2 separate regions of the Mus musculus genome follow, and region 1 is linked to region 2. The links are chromatin loops, found by intact Hi-C in ENCODE. Cell type or tissue: heart. All regions are shown on one strand. Each heading gives the region's core, and the rest is flanking DNA. Links, peaks and the distances in the headings are about the cores only. Region 1 overlaps Rarb (retinoic acid receptor, beta). Region 2 holds the start of Rarb (retinoic acid receptor, beta).

Region 1 (11,159 bases), core at 1,104-9,103, 74 kb after region 2:
AGCCCCACACCTAGTGACACTGCTCTAGTGGTGCCTGGCTTCTTCTGCTACCAAGCAGCCCAGGTACTGTGATAGCTATTTTTCAGAAGACACACATACACTTCTTAGCACTGTTTCCTGTAACTTTCCCTGACCTCATTGCTTGGGTTTCTACTCTTCAGGAATAGGATTAACATGGTTAATATTAGGCTGTCCATTTTGACCACAATACTCAGTTCACTAAATGTACCTAGGCTAGTCTCAAGAAAGAGAATTCAGTTTGATGTTGGCTACTGGATTGCTGTATATTGCTTTTATTATGTTTAGGTATGGGCCTTGAATTCCTGCTCTTTCCAAGATTTTTATCATGAAGGGGTGTTGGATTTTGTCAAATGGTTTCTCAGCATCTTATGAGATGATCATGTGATTTTTGTCTTTGAGTTTGTTTATATAGTAGATTACGTTGATGGATTTCCGTATATCAAACCATCCTTGCATCTCTGGGATGAAGCCTACTTGGATGGTCATTTTGATGTGTTCTTGGATTTGGTTTGAGAACATTTTATTGAGTATTTTTGCATCGATATTCATTAAGGAAATTGGTCTGAAGTTCTCTTTCCTTGTTGGATCTTTGTGTGGCTTAGGTATCATAGTAATTGTGGCTTCATAGAATGAATTGGGTAGAGTACCTTCTGTTTCTATTTTGTGGAATAGTTTGAGGAGAGTTGGAATTAGGTCTTCTTTGAAGGTCTGATAGAACTCTGCCCTAAACCCATCTGGTCCTGGGCTTTTTTTGGTTGGGAGACTATTAATGACTGCTTCTATTTCTTTTGTTTTCTTTCTTCCTTTCTTTCTTTCTTTCTTTCTTTTTTTTTTTTCTGTTTTTGCTTTTGTTTTTGTTTTTTTCGAGAAGGTTTCTCCGTGTAGTCCTGGCTTGTCCTGGAACTCACTCTGTAGACCAGGCTGGCCTTGAACTCAGAAATCTGCCTGCCTCTGCCTCCCAAGTGCTGGGATTAAAGGCATGCCCCGCTGCTTCTCTTTCTTTAGGGGAAATGGGACTGTTAAGATCATTAATCTGATCCTGATTTAACTTTGGTACCTAGTATCTGTCTAGGAAGTTGTCCATTTCATTCCGGTTTTCCAGTTTTGTTGAGTATAGTCTTTTGTAGTAGGATCTGATAATGTTTTGGATTTCCTCAGGTTCTGTTGTTATGTCTCCTTTTTCATTTCTGATTTTGTTAATTAGGATACCATCCCTGTGCCCTCTAGTTAGTCTGGCTAAGGGTTTATCTATCTTGTTGATTTTCTCAAAGAACCAGCTCCTGGTTTGGTTGATTCTTTGAATAATTCTTTTTGTTTCCACTTGGTTGATTTCTGCCCTAAGTTTGATTGTTTCCTGCTATCTGCTCCTCTTCGGTGAATTTGCTTCCTTTTGTTCTAGAGCTTCTAGGTGTGCTGCCAGGCTGGCCAGTGCCTGGCAAATACAAAAGTGGATGGTCACAGTCAGCTATTGGATGGAACACAGGGCCCCCAGTGGAGGAGCTAGAGAAAGTACCCAAGGAGCTGAAGGGGTCTGCAGCACTATAGATGGAACAACAATATGAACCAACCAATACCCCCAGAGCTTGTGTCTCTAGCTTCATATGTAGCAGAAGATGGCCTAGTCAGCCATCATTGGGAAGAGAGGCCCCTTGGTCTTGCAAACTTTATATGCCCCAGTACAGGGGAATGCCAGGGCCAAGAAGTGGGAGTGAGTGGGTAGGAGAGCAGGGTGGGGGAGGGTGGGGACTTTCGGGATAGCATTTGAAATGTAAATGAAGAAAATATCTAATAAAAAATTGGAAAAAAAAAGGAAAGAGAATTCAAAACTAAGATTGCTGGGACAGATGTGCTCTCCTTTCCAAAGCATGTGGACAGAAAGCAAGCAAGCACAATGTGGAGTCATATACAGGACAAGGCAGGCCTTCTAATGGAAAAGCAGGTGACCAATGATCAAAAACAAGCTTTAACAGCAGCCCTGTATTGCAGTGCCAGCCAACCCTATGGCCACTACCTCCACATCATTCAATTATGTTTACCAAGAGATACCCATTATGGACTTTGGAGCTAAAGTCCTGTTCATACATAGAGTCCCCAGGAGAAATCCTGGGCTAGGCGGCCAGTCAGAAAGGTTCTGTGCAGACCATTCCCCCTGGGAAGCTCTATTTGTACAGGAAAGATCATGTGGCCACTTATTATTCAACTACTTGATCTCTCCAAATGGAGTGAGTTACTAGTGAGCAAGAACTGTGGAGCTGGGAAGCTGATGTTCAATTATCTTAGGACCGACCCTTCTTCCCTGCCGAGAAAGGCCTGCTGACCTGAAATGACCATGATAGTTACATAAGTGATACCAGGAGAGTCACCTGATGTTCTGGTCTTTTGGTTTGACACCCATGCCATGACATTTACATGGATGACACTTGGCAGATCACCTGATGCTCCTTTTCTGATCCTATCAACATGGAGGTCCTTTGTATTTGTGTGGGAGAACTTCAACTCGGATTAAGGTTATAAATGAGTAAATCAGATGTGAACTAGGAGAAAAATCAGTAGTTTTGTATTTATTTTGTGTGAGCTGGAGATCCATTTCCTGCTTATATTACTTAAAACCCATATCCTGTTTCTCTGTCAAAATTGGCAGCTTAATTGGTAATTAAAAAAAATAATAATGTTTACACACACAGGAAAATCCCAACTTCAACTCTCAAGGAACTTATCACCTTAATTAGATTTAAAAATATAGAAATGGGAAGAAAATGGGATTGTTATGTCCAACTACACAAAAATAAATGTTTTTCTTAGAAGGAAATTGGAGAGGAAATAAGTACTTGAAATGCAGAAATTAGTCTAATAGAGTATTTTTTAAGTTGAAACAAAAGGAAGCAGACAAATATGAGAATTGTAACCAATTACACCACACCATAATACTGGAGAGGAGCCTGGAGTAATAGACACTTCTGGAATGTTAGAACTGAAAAAGGATCTTAGAGATTGGTTTCACTTGCCTGACACATAAGCACATCAACTCAGAAAGGCGAACAGCTCATGCCTGCCATCTCTTCCTATGCAAGAAGAACCACGTCTCCAACTCAAGCATAGCTCTTCTCCTCACCCATTTTTTTCAACTTTGATACTCCTACTCAGACCCAACCATGGAACTTATTGATTTGTTAGAGTCACTGGGCGAGATACTACCCAGTGATCCCAGAAGTGCCTGAGATAAGTACAGTCATTGCATCCATAATTGTGAGATGCAGAAGCTATTATGAACCAAGAGATCTTGGATTTGGTATGTAGAAAATAGAGCCCTGGGAGACATCTGACAGAAAAGAGAGCCCTTGACTGAAAGTGACAGAAACTCAGAGTAGCTTAGCTGAAAATCAGCATATATCACAGAAAGTCCATGTGAGTTATGGCCTAAAGGGCTTGTGTGCCTTTATCTTCATCAATGCTGTGTGCTGCTGTTGCCTTCCTAGTTAGAAAGCTCTTTCCTGTGGCTGACAAAGATGGCCACAAGCAGCTCCAGGTTTGTCTTCCTGGAGGAGGGACAGAGGGGGGAAGTAGTGAATGAGTGAAACAGTGATAGAGAGACAGAGGGACAGAGAGACAGACTCAGATCATGATCATAGTCCAGGCTGTGGTCCGTTGGTCTGATTTGTGTCATATGCCCCTCTGTGAACACAGTTGTCTGTTGTCACTGGTGTATGTCTTATGCCAGCCCCTTCAGATTAAGACTGAGATTTAATTTGCCCAAATAAGAGAGCCAAAGCATGGAAAAGTATCTTTTAGCATATATCAAAAAAAAAAAAATAGAAGTGTGTGGCTCAGGAGAAAAGCTCTGTCTAGTATGCCTGAGACACTGGTTTCATCTCCAAAACTGCCAAAAATACATGTGACATCATGTCTTCTGTAGACAGCAAATCCTATAGTGCTGATCCCAGACTGTACTTCATTTCTTCTTTCTGATTTTTTCTTTTTTCCTTCCTTTCCCTTCCCTTCCCTTTCCTTCCCTTCCCTTCCCTTCCCTTCCCTTCCCTTCCCTTCCCTTCCCTTCTCTTTCCCTTCCCTCCCCTCCCCTCCCCTCCCCTTCTCTTTCCCTTCCCTTCTCCTCCCCTCCCCTTCCCTTTCCCTCCCTTCCCCTCCCCTCCCCTCCCCTCCCCTTTTCCCTTCCCCTCCCTTCCCTTCCCTTCCCCTCCCCTCCCTTCCCTCCCTTCTCCTCCCTTCCCTTCCCCTCCCTTCCCTTCCCTTCCCCTCCCCTCCCTTCCCTTCCCCTCCCCTCCCTCCCTTCTCCTCCCTTCCCTTCCCCTCCCTTCCCTTCCCTTCCCCTCCCCTCCCTTCCCTTCCCCTCCCCTCCACTCCCCTCCCCTCCCTTTCTCTCCACTCCCCTCCCCTCCCTTCTCCTCCCTTCCCTTCCCTTCCCCTCCCCTCCCCTCCCCTCCCTTCCCTTCCCTTCCCCTCCCCTCCCCTCCTTCCCTTCCCCTCCCCTCCCCTCCTTCCCTCCCCTCCCCTCCCCTCCCCTTCTCTTTCCCTTCCCTTCTCCTCCCCTCCCCTTCCCTTTCCCTCCCTTCCCCTCCCCTCCCCTCCCCTCCCCTTTTCTTTCCCCCCACTCCCCTCCCCTCCCCTCCCCTGCAGCTTGATGAAGGCTACCCCTTGGTTGCCTGTTTATGATTAGGTAGCTGTGCTCTTGAGTAGGGGGCAAAACATCTTTGATTTTGTTCACAAAAAAAAAAATGGTGTTTAGTGTCTATGTCATAGTATTATTGTTGGGTCTTCTTCTTCTCCTTCTCCTCCTCCTTCTCCTTCTCCTCCTCCTCCTCCTCCTCCCCTTCTCCCCCTCCTCCTCTTCCTCTTCCTCTTCTTCCTCCTCCTCTTTATGTGGCAGTTTGAGTGAATTTATAAAAGAACAAGCAAATGATCTTCACATTTAACAGTCCCTAAACACTCATTGACACCTTCTCATTTGAGGTATGTTGAACTTTTAAAAGGTCCCTTACAAAGTCTCTAAATGCCAACATGCATGTGTAGTAGGTATAACCATCCCCAAGGCAGGCTGATGGAATAAAAATGTTTACCTCAGACACTGCTTCCACCAAGAGCTTCTCCAAGCATCTTTGTTGAGAGTCTGTGCTAATTCATTATAACAAACCCTTTGGACCCAGGGCCTCTACCCCAAGCACAATCGCCTCGGCTGCTCTACAAATTTTATGGGTGCCCACCTACTCGGTCTCACAGACTTCATAACAAGGAAAATCATAGGGTAAGTTTCCCTGTGTACTCAGGAATTTCCATGAAGATCATCATCAGGGTGATAATGTCTTTCTAATTTTCCTCTATTTCCTCGTTCACCCCAGCTTAACTGCCTTTGCAGATTTTGCACTCAGCAGAGGTGCCATAACTATCCCTCACATTTTGCTCCATGACCCATTGATCCCCACTCATAACCTAAAAGTAAGTGACAGGCTGGAAGACGGATGTGATGCCAGCTTACGACTGCCCTGGAAGTACAACTGCACATTCTGTCTGAGCAGGGTTCCATCCCCACACACTAGGTCATGAGCAGGTGACTCTCAGACTAAAGGAAGCATCCAAGTTCCTGTAACTCTACCTACAAGAGTCTCACCACTGCTGGTCTCTCCTGAGAGCGGGCACTTGCTTCAGCTCCACCTTAGGGGAATGGGCACTCGTACCACACAGCAGGCCAGAGCGTGAGAAAGCCCCTGGGATTTGAGTTGTTCAGAGCAGGCAGCTCTTTAGCTGTCCTTCTGCCCCAGATGCTCTGACATGAGGACTCTTCTGCCACATTACAGGGCCCTGTGGAGCACAGGTGTGAGCATTTAATGTTGTGCTTGCTGTACAATAGGTGTGAAACAGCCATTTTCTTTCCATTTGTTGGGAGATGACAGCTTCATGCTGGTGGATATAACCACAACCTGGATGAGGCATTAGGAGATCAAAGTGAGAGCCTCTCTTTGTGGGAGATCTTTGAAAAACTGGGTAGATGCACGGCCCCAAAAATATTTTGCTAAAGTGCCAAAAGCAAAACTTATGAGCCTCATTTCTAAAGGGAATGCCTGCCTTCCCTGGCTCCTGCTCACCAAGGCTCATTTGCCTAGAGTTACCAAAATGTATAACCAGATGATGGGACAGTATCTGAGTGTCCTAGAACCCAGCTCCAAGTATCTCTTCCTAGGTCAGTTAGAATGAAGTGTGGTCTGTCATCAGTCTCTCAGGTAGTGTGAAACCTACCACCTGACTGTGAATGCTGAGCTATCATCCCTTCTGCCACCATCCTCTCTTGGCTGGATTGGTACCTTCCCTCTCCCTCTGCAGGAACCTGTTATCCACACTTGGTTCTCCTCCCCAGGACTGCTCATGCAGTCAGCTGCATGAGAAAGCACTAGGGGAGGATATTAATGCAGCCTGCTGCCCAGAAAGGGCACTGAGTGTCCTTACTAAAACGTGTATCTAAAATGCAACTCTGGGAACTGTGGGTCATCCAGGGTGGGACAACGGACAGGAAGAGGGATTCTGTATTCTGAGGTCCAGAGGCCAGACTGTATTACCTTTCTTTTTGCTATAACTAAATGCATGACAAGAAGCAACTCAGTGGAAGAGGGTTTATTTTGGTTTTCAGTCTAAGAGAATAGAATTCATCAGGCAGGGAAGCCAGTGTGAAGGGAGCTGCTTTCCCCTGGGATGGTGGAAGTGTAAGGCTGACTGCTCACATCCCGGCCAATCAGAAGGCAGGGGCAGGAGTGCTGGCCTTCAGATAGCGTCTCTTTTCCTCTTTAGATTGGTATTTACTTCCCTTCAGACGGCGGTACTGCCCACTTGCACCTCAGGCAAACCCCACTAGACACACCCTTATACCCAGAGGGGTGCCTCTGAGATGATTCCACATCCAGGCACCACCACAGGAAAGTTAGCAGTCACACTTCCTGAAGCCACACTGGTGGTTTCCAATGTTCAAGATTCTTTTAGCCACACTTCACTTCTCAGGTGATGCAGTTCTGGCTTGTTCTTCTCCTGTCTCTCATCTTCCTGTGGGAATCCATTCCTGAAATCACCAGGTTACCACTATGGTGTCTTGAAGCTAAGAAACTGCTACAGTGTTTCTCTAACCACAGTCTCTGCACAAAATTACATAGTAACTGAAGGCTCTGACTTGCCTGGAAGAGCTTCGGGTCCCATAGAGAGCCTTATTCCCTGTGCAGTCCTCATTTAAGCTTTCAGTCTCAACAATGCTTGGACAACCTTAATTAATACCTCCCTGGTCTCTCCTGATCTCAGTAACACACAGAGGAGGGTATCAAAGCCTAACAGAGACTGGTTGGATCTACTTCAGAAGCCTGCAAACTTTCTTAAGTGTGACAGAGTAAGTATTTTAGGCTTGGCAGAACCCTTGGAGTCTCTTGTATCTTGAGTGTGGTTTTCTTCCAATAAAATTTTACTTGCAAAACTAAACAATTAATCTGATCTGAAAAACCTGATTTTTTCTACTTATGGCAAATGATAATACTGTCTTCCCTACAGTGGCCATGCACACACATCCTCTGCATTTTAAGTAACTAGTAAATAAAGTCACTTGGAGACAAAACTGTAAGAAGTGTTACTCTGTGAAATACCAGGAAGATGGTCCTAGAAGTATTAGTGTTTGAGGAGTCCTGGTGTATGTACTGAGAGGTCCCAGGGCTAGAATCTGTAGTTCTCACTCCTTGGCTATTTCCTCACAGGGCTGCCTTTGTCTTACAGAGCCTTCTTCATCTTCAGAGCAATTGCAAACTTGAGAATGAATGGTATCTGAGCATGAATTTCTGTGTGTTCGTATATGTATGTACACATGTGTATGGGGTACATGTGAACATGCATGTGAAGGCCATAGGTGTATGTTGATTGTCTTCCTCAATTGCTCTCCATCTTATTTTTGAGATAAGATCCATCACTGAACTAAGAGCTTACAATTTAGCTTGACTAATTAGGCAGTGAGCCCCAGGGATGCTCCTGGCATACATGCAGCATTGGGATGATGATGCCATACATGCAGCATTGGGATGATGATGCCATAGATGCAGCATTGGGATGATGATGACATACATGCAGCATTGGGATGATGATGACATACATGCAGCATTGGGATGATGATGACATACATGCAGCATTGGGATGATGATGACATAGATGCATCACTGGGATTCCATACATGCAGCATTGGGATTCCATACATGCAGCATTGGGATGATGATACCATACATGCAGCATTGGGATGATGATGACATAGATGCATCACTGGGATTCCATACATGCAGCATTGGGATTCCATACATGCAGCATTGGGATGATGATGCCATACATGCAGCATTGGGATGATGATGACATACATGCAGCATTGGGATGATGATGACATACATGCAGCATTGGGATGATGATGACATAGATGCATCACTGGGATTCCATACATGCAGCTTTGGGATTGTGATGACATATATGCAGCATTGGGATGCCATACACAATTCAGTGCCACCTTTTAAGGGATGCTGGGGATCAAGCTCAGTTCCTTATACTTGCACATCTAATACCCAATCTTCTGAGATATCTCTCTGTATCTCTCTGGCCCAGGTCTTACCTTTTTTGGACCTTCAGGATTTGGTCACATGATAGTTAATATAAGCAAGGAACAGAGTAGGTGCATATGTACAGGGGCTGAACATCAGTGCAGGAACAACATCAAGTGAACAGATGATGCAATGTGAGACCTGTAGGGGACATCCAGTTGCAGCATGCCTCTACCTTCCCAGGAGCAACCTGGCAGTGTGACATCATACAGCAGACTCTTGGGCAGACTGGGTTCAGGTCACACTCAAAACCCAGATCTATGTAACCTTGCCAAATTCCATAATATCTTGGGCCTCAGGCTTTGGGGCATTTATAGCCTGAAGATAAGATCAGATTTGTGGCTGTTGTGAGGAGGGGTAGACAGTGAAACGAGGCAGATGCTAAAAACAGAACTAAGCTAAGCATCAATGCCATCTTCTATTCTTCCTGCCATGGTGCTGGTGTACCTGGCCACCACTGAGTAGCACGTGCCATCAGCAGTGCTGTGACTACACAGAGCAGCAAATGCTCTGGGCTACCCCACAGGCCATGTACTCAAAGGAAAAGCTTCTCTTGAATCTGAAATTTGCCCCCAAAGGTTTAGCTCTATACTCACAAAGAGAGGTAGTAGGTACTCCTAAGCCATGACAGAGCTTCCACCCGAAACCAACTGATGCTGTATCAGGACTGATAACTCCTCGTGACTCACAGATCAGTCACAAGTATCTCTACATGAGGAGATCCCAGTGCGGCCGCTGAGGGGTGTCCAGAAGAAGCTAATCTTGACACCCTGCCACCCTCTTGCCTCATGACATACACCACAACTCAATGCGTCCCGTATTTACTATAGCCTCAAAGTCTGTGCTGTGTTTTCTTCTTGCAGTGTTTTCCCCTGCTTTCTCTCTGGGCTGCCTCCACCCTGTGTTGTGAACAAGGGTCCAAGTAGATCCAACTGCAGGCAACAGGGGGCATGCATGGGTTACTGCCTCCTCTCTGTGATGCAATGAAAACTAGTGACACCTCTATTGAGATGGCATTCAAACCCCAGAGAAACAGTCAGACAGGCAAGTGACACCCTCCCATTGTTGCCACTATGCTGGCTCTAAACCTGGGGAGTCTGGGCCCAGGACCTTGCACTTAGCAGAACATGGAATAGGTTGGTAAGAAAGCAAGCTTCCAAACTAGAGATTCTCACTTAGGAGGTTTTCACTCATCTTCCCAAAAGCTGGAGATTTAAATCACACAGATTTCAAATAAAATGTGAGTTCAAGAAAATATTAAACTTCACTGATACATTGAGCCACTTTTGTCTCTCCTGTTCCTCCAGAAGCTCCCGTAGGAAATGATGTCTTGGTACTCATTCCATGGTGGGTAGCAACAGAGAGCACCATTCAGTTGGTTCCCACAGGACACACTTGCCTCCACTTAAACCTGCATGCCAACCCAGCACATTGTTAAATCTATAATTTGTTTAGGTACACGAATATTTTGTATACTTCTGCTAAGGAAGTAGTACCAGTTAAACTTGGACACTCTAAAGAAAGGCAGCAGGCAGTTTTGGAATAGGAGAGGGAAAAGAGAAGGAGACCAAATGCCCACCCTGTAGGAAGGAAGGAGCAGCTCATAATCTTGGCTGGAAACACTGATTTCATCTTGAGCTATTTTTCATTCTGCTCTAAATAGACGTTGATAAAAACCCCTGTGACCAAATATAATTCTCAGCACAGAGAGCTGGCTGGGCAAATATGCAAGTGCTTCAAAAATAGCTGGCAGATGGCCTGTGTTTGGAAACAAACACCTCCATGAAAGTAGCAACCAGGAGTTCTCCTTTGGCCCCTGGGTTCTGGGGGAGGGGGGTGAAAGAAGCCCAGAAGTACCTCCTCAGATGACAGCAGCTCTCTGGAGGGTGGCAACTTAATTGCTCAATAAAGCCATGCACAGAGCAGTCTAGAGTGTCTCCTCTTGAAGCACACCACACTCAGCCTTAGCCCTTCCTCCTGCCACTGTAAAATATTGATTATCTCAGCTCGCTTCTCCTATACTCTGCCTTTCCTGCCAGAGTGCAGAATTGAGCAATTACCTGAAGAGCTGGTGGAGCAGCGGTGGGCATGTTCAATATTGGAACCAGGGAAAGCAAGCACTGCATTTGTTCACGAGAACTTTCCTCCTGAATGCCCCATAATGCATTTTACCTGTGTACCCTCCCTTCATGGTTTAATAAAGCAGAAAGTTTTATTTTCAAGGTGATTGTAGGACAGAAATATTACATTATAGGACTATATCACCATTGTCCATTTTTATTTGTGGGGACAAGACATACCCCATCACTCAATCTGATTTCTAACTGTATTTTGATTTTGCAACAGTAAATATTAAAACAGTACTGAGAAATTTCACTGCCTGTTCAAAATGGAGTGATTTAGTAGCATACTTTCTCAGAGAAGACCAATAGACCGGGAAGGTCCAGGTTTGATGGAGAATCAAGTGTGCAATGTTGAGGTTCCCATTTGTTGCCTGTGTGTAGGAACAATTTTCAACTGAGTGGA
Region 2 (11,159 bases), core at 1,092-9,091:
GCTGTGACTTTCCAGTGGATGAGATCCATCTAAGTGACTAAGGGACAGAGTTTTTAATAGTTTCAGTTGAATTAGGCAGTAGATTAAGTTTAAGGACCGAGGACTACTTGGATCACTCACACAGTCTCTGAAGAGGTCATACTGAGGCAGGAGAGTAGGCAGCAACTGAGACATGCCCTTGGCTTTTTCCTTGGTACTGAAATGCCACTCGCAATTCCATCATTTAGAAGAATCAAGCTCTGCCTCTGATCATTCACCTGTCTAGGAGGGTTGTCTCATTTTATCTCATTGGAAAACATTGAATTAAGACACAACCCCCCCCCCCAAAAATAAAATAAAATCAAGCAGACTGTGTTCATTAGGGATTCATTGCTGTGAAGAGACACCATGGCCACAGCAACTCATATAAAAGAAAACATTTAACTGGGTCTGGCTTATAGAGGTTTAATCCATTATTGTCATGATGGGAAGCTTGACATCGTGCAGGCAGACAGGTGTGCTGGAGGAGCTGAGAGTTCTACATCTTGATCCACAGGCAGCAGAAGGAGACTGCCACACTAGGCCTAGCTTAAACATATTGAAATTTCAATGCTCAACTCCGCTGTGACACACTTCCTCCAGGAACGCCATTACCTATACTAACAAGGCCACGATTCCTAACTGTGCAATTCCTTATAGTCCAAGCATTCAAATACATGAGTCTATGGGGGCCATGCCTATTCAAACCACCACACAAAACAATACTAAGAAACTGTAAGCAAGCCCTGGCCAGGTAAGACCGAGGCTGGCTGTGCGGGCACTGACTTGGCCATTCTTTATCTCCCTGCTGCTGCTGTCCTACAAGGTGTCTGTGAAAATGAAGGAGTAGAAAGCAGGGTTGGAGGACAGGAGAGAACAGGAACTCAGGGTTGTCTTGTTGTTTGGCTGGCTTTTAAGGCAAGGTCGTAGCCCTGAGGAGCCTCAACCTCCCAGTCTTCCTGCCCCAGCTTTTACGGTGCTGGTGTTTCAGGCAGTGCCAGTGTGCTCAGCTGGAGTGTGTGTTTCAAAGGTGGAAAAGCAGTGAGCAATTTCTCAGAGAGGGAACTGAGAAGTAAGGAGAAGTAAGATACTGTGCCAAGAAACAAAGATGAGTCTGAGTGACACACTGTAAATACCCTGGACCAAAGACATAATAAATGCCACAGGATTCCTGGCGTGAACAAATTGAACTGAAAAGTGCTTCAAAAGAAGAAAATTGAAGGTCTTAACAAAACTGGATTATGGGACTTCAGTGAAAAGCAGGTTCATGGTCCATGCTTGCCTGGTGTGCTAGACGTATGGGCGTAGGGTATGACTCAGGAGCACTCTTCAGCGTGGCAGGCCTTGGGGTTCATCCCAGAACTGAAAAGGGAAAAACAAAACACACAAATAAAAGCCCTCATGTGTATTAAATCTTAGAGCAATAGAGACAAGGTGATACAGAGTTCAGTTAAATTCTGAGATACTGAGAACCCAGGGTACAGACATGGGCCAGTCCTAGTCCACAGCCAGGTGGTGTAAAAAAACAATTTCCATTTAACATAGTTGCAAACAGTATTATTCACTTGCATGCATTCTGGTGCATCAGCAGGTGTTCAGAGCAGCCTACTAGCCAGAGGCTTTGGTGAGTTGCCAGGCAAAGCCTATGAAAACCGCACGGCTGGAGGCCAAGCCCGGGTGTTCATCTTGCACTATCCACACTCCTGCCTCAGCTTCCCTGAAGAGGCAGGTACTGCTCAATAGGTGTCTTTTCAGTTTTTCTCAGTGATAAATGTGGAATCCAAGAGATGCTAGGCACACCGGTACCACTGAGCTCTAGCGCAACCCTAGTGTCTTCTCTGCCCACGGAACTCGACTGAAAGGGGAACAATCCAATCCAAGAGGGCTTAGGTCACTAACAGGAAAACACTTCCTGGTTTTGTTTTGGTGAGAGGGTCTCATGTATCCCAACCTAGAGCCCAAGTCCATTTGAAGCTGAGGATAAATTTGGTTTCCTGCTCTCTTGCCTCTATCTCCCAAGTGCCAAGATTATAGGTGTATGCCACCATGCCCTATTTATGTGGTGCCGGGGATCAAATCCAGGCAAGTATTCCCCCAACAGTAATATGACATAAATGCCCTAAGAGGAAAAAAAAGTCATTATTATTTTTTAAAAAGCTAGATGTGTCTTTTTAAAACAGCATGCTCTGCTCCAGTGTAGGTGAGATTGTGCATGCTGTGGTCATGTGGGTGCATTTGAACCTGGAGGAGCTGAGCATTCATGAGGGTGTGGAGGAGTAGCTGTGACCAAGCTGTCTATGTGCATTCAGACATGGTTCTTTCTTCAGGAAACTCTCTGGCTCTGACATGTTTGCTGAGCATGGTTCATGGCGTTTCACTCAGGATTGTCCAGGAGGTAATTGCTGCTTCAAACCCAGAGAAACAGATGTAGATCCTGAACTCTGGCTATAAATCCATGCTTTATGATTAGGGTTTTCAAATGTGCTGTGTCACACTGGCAAACAAGTACACAGTGACTCTTAAACAAAATGAATTTGACTCTCAAACTTTTGGGGATTTTTGTTTGTTTGGTTTTTCTTGTTGTTCATTAGACCATTGATCAAATAGAGAAAATAGAAGAGGTGTCCATGTTAGAACAGGTGTCTGTGGAGGGTATGGGAACGGTTCTTTCTAGCTATGTAAATCAGACTTAGTGATGTCACTCCTTTACGCGTCACTGTGAACACATTGGTTCAGGTTTAACTCTACCATATTTATTAGTCACTATCATACATGAGCATATACTTATAGTGTATGTTCATTGGTGCTTTCCTTACTTCTATTTAAAAGAAAGACTTCAGAGAAGAATCATGTTTTCAAAAGGTGGGAGAAGATTTACTGACCAAAAAATGATAAGAAATGTGGTTAACTTGAGTCCGCTTTTGAATTAATACTTCCTAATAGCCTCAATCGCTGCCAATGGTGTAATTAATCCATGATGAGAAATGACTCACTGACTATGAGTCCCACTACATTATAAGAAGTCCATAATATCCCATCCACGCAGATTTAAATACTGATCAAGTTCATTTCTCTACAATTAAAAGAATCTCGAGGTGATTATAAATCTAAATTATCCTTGTGCAAAAAAAGAAATTCCCCAATCACAAGCAATCACCACACCACAACCACAAAGAGCCTTGCTAGAGACTGTATCCTTTCAGCCAAGCAACTGCTATCTTGGGGATTTCAGCTATGTCCCCTTGCAAAGGGATAATCCTAGCTAGGCTTGTTGATAATACTGCTCCACCCCAGGAAAGACTGGGGAGGGTGACATCTTCCCCCACCACCTGTTGTATGCAACTCTGCCTTAATTGCCCATGGCCTGGGGAAGGCCTTAAATATATGAGGAATGTGGTCTTCATCTACATAGCTGTGGGGAAGCTGTCTTCTCTGCTGAAGTACAGACCTTCCAAGAGTGCCTAGTTAGGGAGGGAGCACCCCCACACATCCCTGTAAGTGACTTTTCAATTATGCTTTGTAAGGAAGCCCAGTAAACTCAAAGTTCCTTAGAGTGACCTCTAGTAATACTGACCTCTGTCCTTGGAACCATAGGGTTAGGAGAAGGGTTAAATATTGCTTAGGTCTCCTGAAGAAAAGGAATTTTAGCAACACACAGGCACACAAAGGAGGAATATTGTGGAAGACATTTCTGGGCTCAACCTCTCTTTCCCATGACCACTGCCTCCCTGCACTTTGGGACCATTATTAGCAATTTCCACAAGGAAGTGCAGCAGCCTCCTGGAGAAAGGGCACCTGAGACACAGGTATCTGCCATGGTGCCAAGCTTTCTCACCTCTAACTTATTTCAGTTCTGTTCAGTTCCTCTCCCCTCTGCCCATACCTTTTCCTCCACCTCCAATACTAGGTGCTCGTGACTCTGTTTCCAGGGAACCCAAGACCTCAAGGAAGCATTCAGGGACAGTAAGTCTCTTGGGCCAAGCAGAAAGTCACACATAGCCCAGCGTTTTGTATCTTTACAATTGTTCAGTGGTGGTCAGTTAAGTGGTCGCTTTGTAATGTGTGTTGTCTTTGTAGTTGACAAGTTTCTAACAAAATGGCTACAGAAAGGAAAGCAAAACAGTGTGCACTTCCAGTGAGAGCTCTCCCTTCAGCACGCTGAGCTTCCTATGCTGCAGGTATAGAGGGCTTTCTTAGGGACACTCACTCCCTAAGGAGGAGTGTGCAGCATGCTCCCATCCTGTGCCAGGACAGCCAAATAATAGCAAACTAGTCAGAAGGGCATTTCAGCAAGGGTGGGTGTACCTGACAGGCTCCCCTGTGTGTCAGTGTCCTTCCCTCCCTGCACTGCCCACAAAGGAAGACAGGAGTCAGGGCTTCCCCACCCATTTCCTTGCCAGCCTCCTGTGGGAGAATTCCCAGCTTGGCAGAGAAGGAAGCAGAGTCTGGCTCTGCCCGGCATCTTCTTTCCAATGGAGAAGTTGGAAGCTAGCTGCAGGTGGCTTCCCTTTTTGAAAGTGCTGGCTGTTTGGCTGCATCTATATTAATTGCCTCTGGGTTTTTGAGAACAACTAAAAAAAATTCTGCTCCTTCCCCTAGGCTGAGTCAGTGTAACCAGTTAAAAAAAGAAAAGAGAAATCCTCTTGTCTGAAGATTAGGTTTTTTATTTGTATTTTTTTAAAACAGGTATAATTGGACAGGGGTGGTCTGAGCCAAGTCTAGCTTTCAGAATTATAAAACCCTCATACTTGCCCAGTATGAGGAGTATTTTCAAACTCCACGTTATGTGTGGGGACCTGTGCCTGACGAAGTGGCCACCAACACTCTGTGCATAGACTGAGGATTGGCGTGGGTTCAGACAGGGCACAAGTCTACTAACTGCTGAACACTGTAGCCTCAGGAAGGTCTGGGTATCCTTGGCAAAAGTCCCACAGCTAGAAACAGGAGGCTGAGACACTGCTAATATTCCTTTTGTGTGTTTATTGAGAAGTGACAGGTAGTTATTTACGTTCTATGGATGGTATACAGATGAGAAAACTGGGTCCTAGAGAAAATCAGTATTTTCCTAGACACACAGATGGCCAGTGACAGAGTTACTGTTTTCACCAACCAGCAAACCAGAATCTAAAATTCTTTCTCTGTCTCTCTCTCTCTGTCTCTATATCTCTCTCTGTCTCTCTCTGTCTCTATATCTCTCTCTGTCTCTCTCTGTCTCTATATCTCTCTCTGTCTCTCTCTGTCTCTATATCTCTCTCTGTCTGTCTGTCTCTCTCTCTCTCTCTCTCTCTCTCTCTCACACACACACACACACACACACACACACACACACCTCAGTCTCTGTGTTTTGCCTTTCACTTTCTGTGTTTGTGAGAGTGCGATTGGCAATGGGGGGTGGGGGGTGGGGGGTGGGGGGAGGGAGGTGGTGGATAGAAAGAAGAGAAAGGTGAGATTAGGAACAGAGTTTGGTGCAACTAATCTGTGACTGCTCCAGGTGTTTCTGCCTGCAGGGTTTTTAAAGTCTAAGTAGATCCCAGAAGGGACTTTTCTCTCCCCTCCGGAGCTAGGACAATCCCTTCAGCGAGCTCAGCTAAAGCCTGAAAGAGTGAGAAAAAGGGAGGAAATAATAATAATAATAATAATAATAATAATATGAAGAAGGAATAAAAAGACGGCAGGCTTAATGGAAAGTTTCCCGGCCCCAGAGGCTTCCCTCTGCGAGCGGTGGCGGGGCTCCTGATGGGCAGTTCGGGGCTTGCGGAGTGCTTTTACGGGAGTGGAAAGATACCTAAGTTGCAAGGGCTTGGCCAGGAACAGGAGAGCAGAGAGGAATTTCAGAGGCGAGCTGAGGGCGAGGGTCTCCCTGCCAGGGCCGGCCGATGAAAAGGCGCAAACCGCAGCCGCACTCCCGCTCCTCCCTGCGCTCCTGGCATTGTTTGCACGCTGAGCCGTGGGGAGCACCGCGCGGCTGGCCGCGGACTCGCTGGCTGAAGGCTCTTGCAGGGCTGCTGGGAGTTTTTAAGCGCTGTGAGAATCCTGGGAGTTGGTGATGTCAGACTGGTTGGGTCATTTGAAGGTTAGCAGCCCGGGAAGGGTTCACCGAAAGTTCACTCGCATATATTAGGCAATTCAATCTTTCATTCCGTGTGACAGAAGTGGTAGGAAGTGAGCTGCTCCGAGGCAGGAGGGTCTATTCTTTGCCAAAGGGGGGGACCAGAGTTCCCGTGCGCCGCGGCCACAAGACTGGGATGCAGAGGACGCGAGCCACCCGGGCAGGGAGCGTCTGGGCACCGGCGGGGTAGGACCCGCGCGCTCCCGGAGGCCTGCGCGGGCGTCGCCTGGAAGGGAGAACTTGGGATCGGTGCGGGAACCCCCGCCCTGGCTGGATCGGCCGAGCGAGCCTGGAAAATGGTAAATGATCATTTGGATCAATTACAGGCTTTTAGCTGGCTTGTCTGTCATAATTCATGATTCGGGGCTGGGAAAAAGACCAACAGCCTACGTGCCAAAAAAGGGGCAGAGTTTGATGGAGTTCGTGGACTTTTCTGTGCGGCTCGCCTCCACACCTAGAGGATAAGCACTTTTGCAGAGCGCGGTGCGGAGAGATCATGTTTGACTGTATGGATGTTCTGTCAGTGAGTCCCGGGCAGATCCTGGATTTCTACACCGCGAGCCCTTCCTCCTGCATGCTGCAGGAAAAGGCTCTCAAAGCCTGCCTCAGTGGATTCACCCAGGCCGAATGGCAGCACCGGCATACTGCTCAATGTAGGTTTATTATTTTTTTTCCTTTCTTTTACCAAGGAAAAATAAATGTCTCTCTTGCATGCAATAAAGACACTGGAATAAAGTGCAGTGGTGGCAAGACAAAGGGTTTAATGATTTAATGCTGAAGGGGTGTGATAGGCTGCCATGCATATGGATTCCCTCTGCTGAAATTCCCTTGGAGAGGTTTCTTGAAACGCTCCTGCGCCCCTGTTCTCCCTTACCACCCTATTCTTTCTTGAAGATAGGTGTTTTTTGTTTGTTTGTTTGTTTGTTTTTAAATAAGTACGAAAGGAAGGGGAAAAATAGAAGGTGACCACGGACTTTGAACATTCTTCAAGTAGTGCAATCTGATATTCCATGCAATTTGTGTAACGGGTAGAGAGGGGACTTAACTTTGCTGGGATTAGCCACGAGCTCAGTAACACTTCCCCCTTATGTATTTCAACAGTGCAAAGTAATTAAAATATGACATGGTCTCTTCAAGGAATGCAACCGTGTAAAGGCGGTTAATCAGAGTTCATAATGTACCGGGCAGGATGGTGCAAGATGCTGCCTCCCTCGTTCCCTTCACCGAGAAAAGGCAATATGTCTTAGCTGTGACCCCACTGCCATCTCTCCGAGTTACTTTGTTGGTCTAAGAAGTTTCTGTTTTGCTAGGTTACTCCTGGTCACCAACACCCCTCGGGCTGGCCATTCATTATTTCCATACCTTACAATTCAGTCAGGAGCCTGGACTTCAGTTAAAGGAAAAGAAATCTAAATGGGGTAGCCTCGTTTTCAAAAACAATATTGACTGTTTGGTTATCTGATGCTGACATGGTGCTTCAGCTTCATCAGTCAACAGTAGCTCAGCTGCAGGCCTGAGAAATGACCAGGAGTCCTGGGAAATCTTACATAGAGCTGATGGTAGTGGGAGCCTGCAGGATGCTTCGCCACCCTGACAGTGATTTAGATAAATGGCTCATCTATCTATCAAAATGTTTTTAGTACTTGATTTGACAATTCATTGGAGCATTAGCCTGAAAATGACATTTTAAATCCTTGTTTACAAAGCGGTCAAAGTTTAACTGGGAGAAATTGAGTTTTCCTAACAACAAGGTGACTTGTCTAAAGAGAGAGGCAAAAGGCAAAATAGAGGAGGGGCAGGGGCAGCATGTCAGCTGACTCTCTGAAACTTTTTCTTAGGAAAAAGGACAGTAAGAAAAAAAAAAAAAGACTTACTTCTTGGGCCAGCAAATCAACAGGTTTGGAGTTGGAAAACCATTAACCATTTATTTGATGCCAAAGGCCTTGCCATCCAACTTAGTATTCACAGAGCCCCATGTAGGCACACAGAGTATCGATCGCTCCAGGAAATGCCTTAATAGTCATCGGCTCCCCAAATACCCTCTCCTCTTTGCTACTCATTTTCTTTTTGGAGAAGGCAAAAAACTTTAGCATTAGAAAATATTTTCCAGTCACTAGCATGCCCTCAAGCCCTCCTTTCCATAGCAATTAAACTGATGCCAACGTTCTAGTTGAGATTCTAGGGACTGGGCACGAGGAAACTTTGACTTCTTAGAGAGGATTGTCCTGAAACATTTTTAGTAGAAGGGAAGACCTGTCTTGGAAAGAGATTCTGTGGAGAGGAGTTACTTATAGAAATTCTCCCTTTTGCAATTACCCTGCTTAACTTACCTATTAGGTTTCAAGAGTGGAGGGAAAAGCTTTGTTTGCTCTTGATAATGTTAAACAAGGGATTTGCTTTATCTGGGGAGAGCCGAGCTGACTGTCACTCACTAGCCTAGGGCGAGCTGATAAGCAAAAACTGTGGATAGCACCAAGGTTTCGCTAATCAAAGAAACCTGCTTTAGACAAAGTAAATAAAAGCATTTGACAAAAGGGTTTCAGGAATTCCAGTGTCTTGTTTTTGTAAGCAAGGCAATCAGGGCTCATTGTGGTCCGCTTCAGCTAGGGTTTCAACTCATACTCCAACCTAGAGCTGAACCGAGTCAAGTGTCAATATTGCCGGTACCCCGCAGACTGGCTCAGACTGGCTCTGTTGTCCACAAACCAAGGAATCCCAGTTCTTTCTGTTGATTCCAGAGATTAAGGATAACTAAAACATTCTTTCAAAAGAAATTCTAGTAAGTATCCGTGTCTTACAGTGTTGGGGCTTTTGAAAGGAAAGCCCTGTGAACTACCTTTGCATAAGTAACAGCTTAAATCCTGTGGACTTAGTTTTCCATTTTACCTAATGGCTGTTTTGAAAAGACGCAGCTCAACTTTGCTCTTAATACAGAAGAAACAGTGGGGCAGAGAGGAAAGAAAGCCTGGGACTGAATTCCACAAAACTATCTCCAACTTTGGAAGCTTATGTAGGTTTTGTGTGTGTGTGTGTGTGTGTGTGTGTGTGTGTGTGTGTGTGTATGTGTGTGTGCACTTGTGCGAGTCCATGTGTCTGTGTGTGTTGAAAACCTTTGAACATATTGTCCCCAGAGCCTCACTTTGTCAAGTGTTAGAATTCTCTATTTTTCTTTTAATTTGAAAGACAGAAAATTGATATGCCAACCAGCTGTTGGTTGTGGTAGGGCCTGTGGATTGTTTGGTATAAATATTGGAAATCAGGATTAGGGGCCACTAAGGGAATGTGGTGTAAATAACAAAAAGACGGCCCTGGGTCACCAAGGGTCTATTCAGATACCTCCTGGATTCTCTTGTTTTTGGGTAACTCCAGACGTTTTGCGGAATTAATTGCTTTATGGGCACGGATTAAACCTCATTATTTAAAAAATCTAAATATAGTTGCTTTTGATGAAGTCATGAGAGTGGCAACATCTTGGCTCCTTTCCCCGTGTTCTCCCTTTTCCACACATCAAAAGAGGGGAGAAAAAAGTCTTTTTACATGGGGGTTTGCCTATTCAGAAGAAATTTTTAAAAATGAACAGTTAGCAATGTGTGATTAAGGAAGAAAAGTTCTCCTCGTAAAGCGCTGGGCTCTGAGTTTGAAGTATTAAGTGGAAGCGAAGTCCTCTCCTAGTGAGCTATAACATGAGATCAGAGTGGCAAAATCAAAGTTACCTTCTGAGAAAGACTCCATGAAGACCGACAGCCGCCATGTGAACTGAGTGGCATTTTGAATAAATATTTCAGTAAAAAGGGCCACTTGTTTTTCTAAAGTAGGACATAATTTTCTGCTGTTCAGCCGCATGACTTAGTGACAGTGTCAGAAAGAAGAGAAGAACGGGGACTTCTGAAATCTCAGAGAGAGTGCACCACAGGGTCACTTCAAAAACAAAAGATGAACAAAGTTTTCTTTCCCAGTCGCCAGAGAGAGAGAGAGAGAGAGAGAGAGAGAGAGAGAGAGAGAAGAAAAGAGAAATCTGTCAATCTCCAGATAAATGGGTGAGTTTGCAAATTAGAACAGGGGAAACAGAAAAGCAGCGATTAAATTTTATTGCCAGAAAAGGGTGAATTCCAAAGCCCCAAACCAAGTCATGGGAGGGGCAGTGCCCTGCATCTTCTTAACTGTAAGCTGTTAGTTTGGACCAGATTAGCCTCTCTGGTTTGAATCAACTGTCAAGTAGGAACAGAAAGCCCTGGCATGGGATGTGTCCTTGTTTTCTCTTACTAGATAAGTGACTGGAGTGTCAGCTTCTGCTGGGTTGGCTGGCATGAATGAGGGGTCTCCTTCTCATTTTGGACCATCCAGAACCAGCAAAGACCGTCCTGGTTTGATACTTCCATTTTGTCTTTGTTTTCTGATGAATCACAAGAATACAACTATAGTCTTTAGATTTCACACACTTTTTCCCCCATCAACCCATTAAGCAGGGTCATAGCTAAAATAGAAAGAAAATCTTACTGTTTTCTTTTATACATATTAAGCAAGGCCGTTCACTTTCTTCCACAGACGAAATACATGATAAGTGATGAAGACTGTCAATTCTACTCTTAGGAGATTTATCATTCTTTAAATTAAAAAAGAATTTTGAAGAAAGAAGTCTGGACAGTTTTTAATTAGGAAGTTAGTGTCAGGGAGGAAAATTGGAAATGGAAAACCCCTGAGAGTCTAAGCATGAAACTCCTTTTGACATTGCTCAGGTTTAACAGCAAACACTGTGGGGCATTTAAAACATGGGTTCTTAACCTGTGGGTCTCAACACCGACAGAGCAAATGACCCTTTCACAGGGGTTGCCTAAGACCATCAGAAAACATTTTTATATAATTCATAATAGTAGCAAAATTACAGTTATGAAGTAGCAATGAAAATGGTTTTATGGTTGGGGATCACCCCAACATGAGGAACTTTATTAAAGGATTGCTGCATTAGGAAGGCTAAGAAACACTCATTTAGAAGCTCTTGAAGAGACTCTCCTTCAGAGTGTGAGCTACATGT

What was found. A loop is a pair of places that touch in the nucleus more often than their neighbours do. Peaks named below come from ENCODE experiments on the same cell type or tissue, not always from the same donor. Only the 100,000 strongest peaks of a DNase experiment are listed, where the experiment ranks them.
Region 1: it touches region 2 in a loop (2.5-fold over the local background); 5 of 42 quality-filtered maps call a loop at or near these places.

The regions. Positions count from the first base shown.
Region 1 is chr14:16,496,775-16,507,933 of GRCm38, reverse strand. All of the region lies in intron 3 of Rarb (retinoic acid receptor, beta), which reads left to right. Among named protein-coding and RNA genes, the nearest start is that of Rarb, 73 kb to the left of the region's middle. In heart, for the core only: no CTCF peak of the experiment used is centred there; no DNase peak of the experiment used is centred there.
Region 2 is chr14:16,570,479-16,581,637 of GRCm38, reverse strand. Rarb (retinoic acid receptor, beta) reads left to right here and starts at 6,162. Exons shown (of 8, transcript NM_011243.2): 1 at 6,162-6,780. The coding sequence starts at 6,624. In heart, for the core only: CTCF peaks have their summits at 4,377 and 5,980; DNase peaks (open chromatin) are centred at 6,107 and 6,607; H3K4me3 peaks cover 3,776 bases; H3K27ac peaks cover 3,738 bases.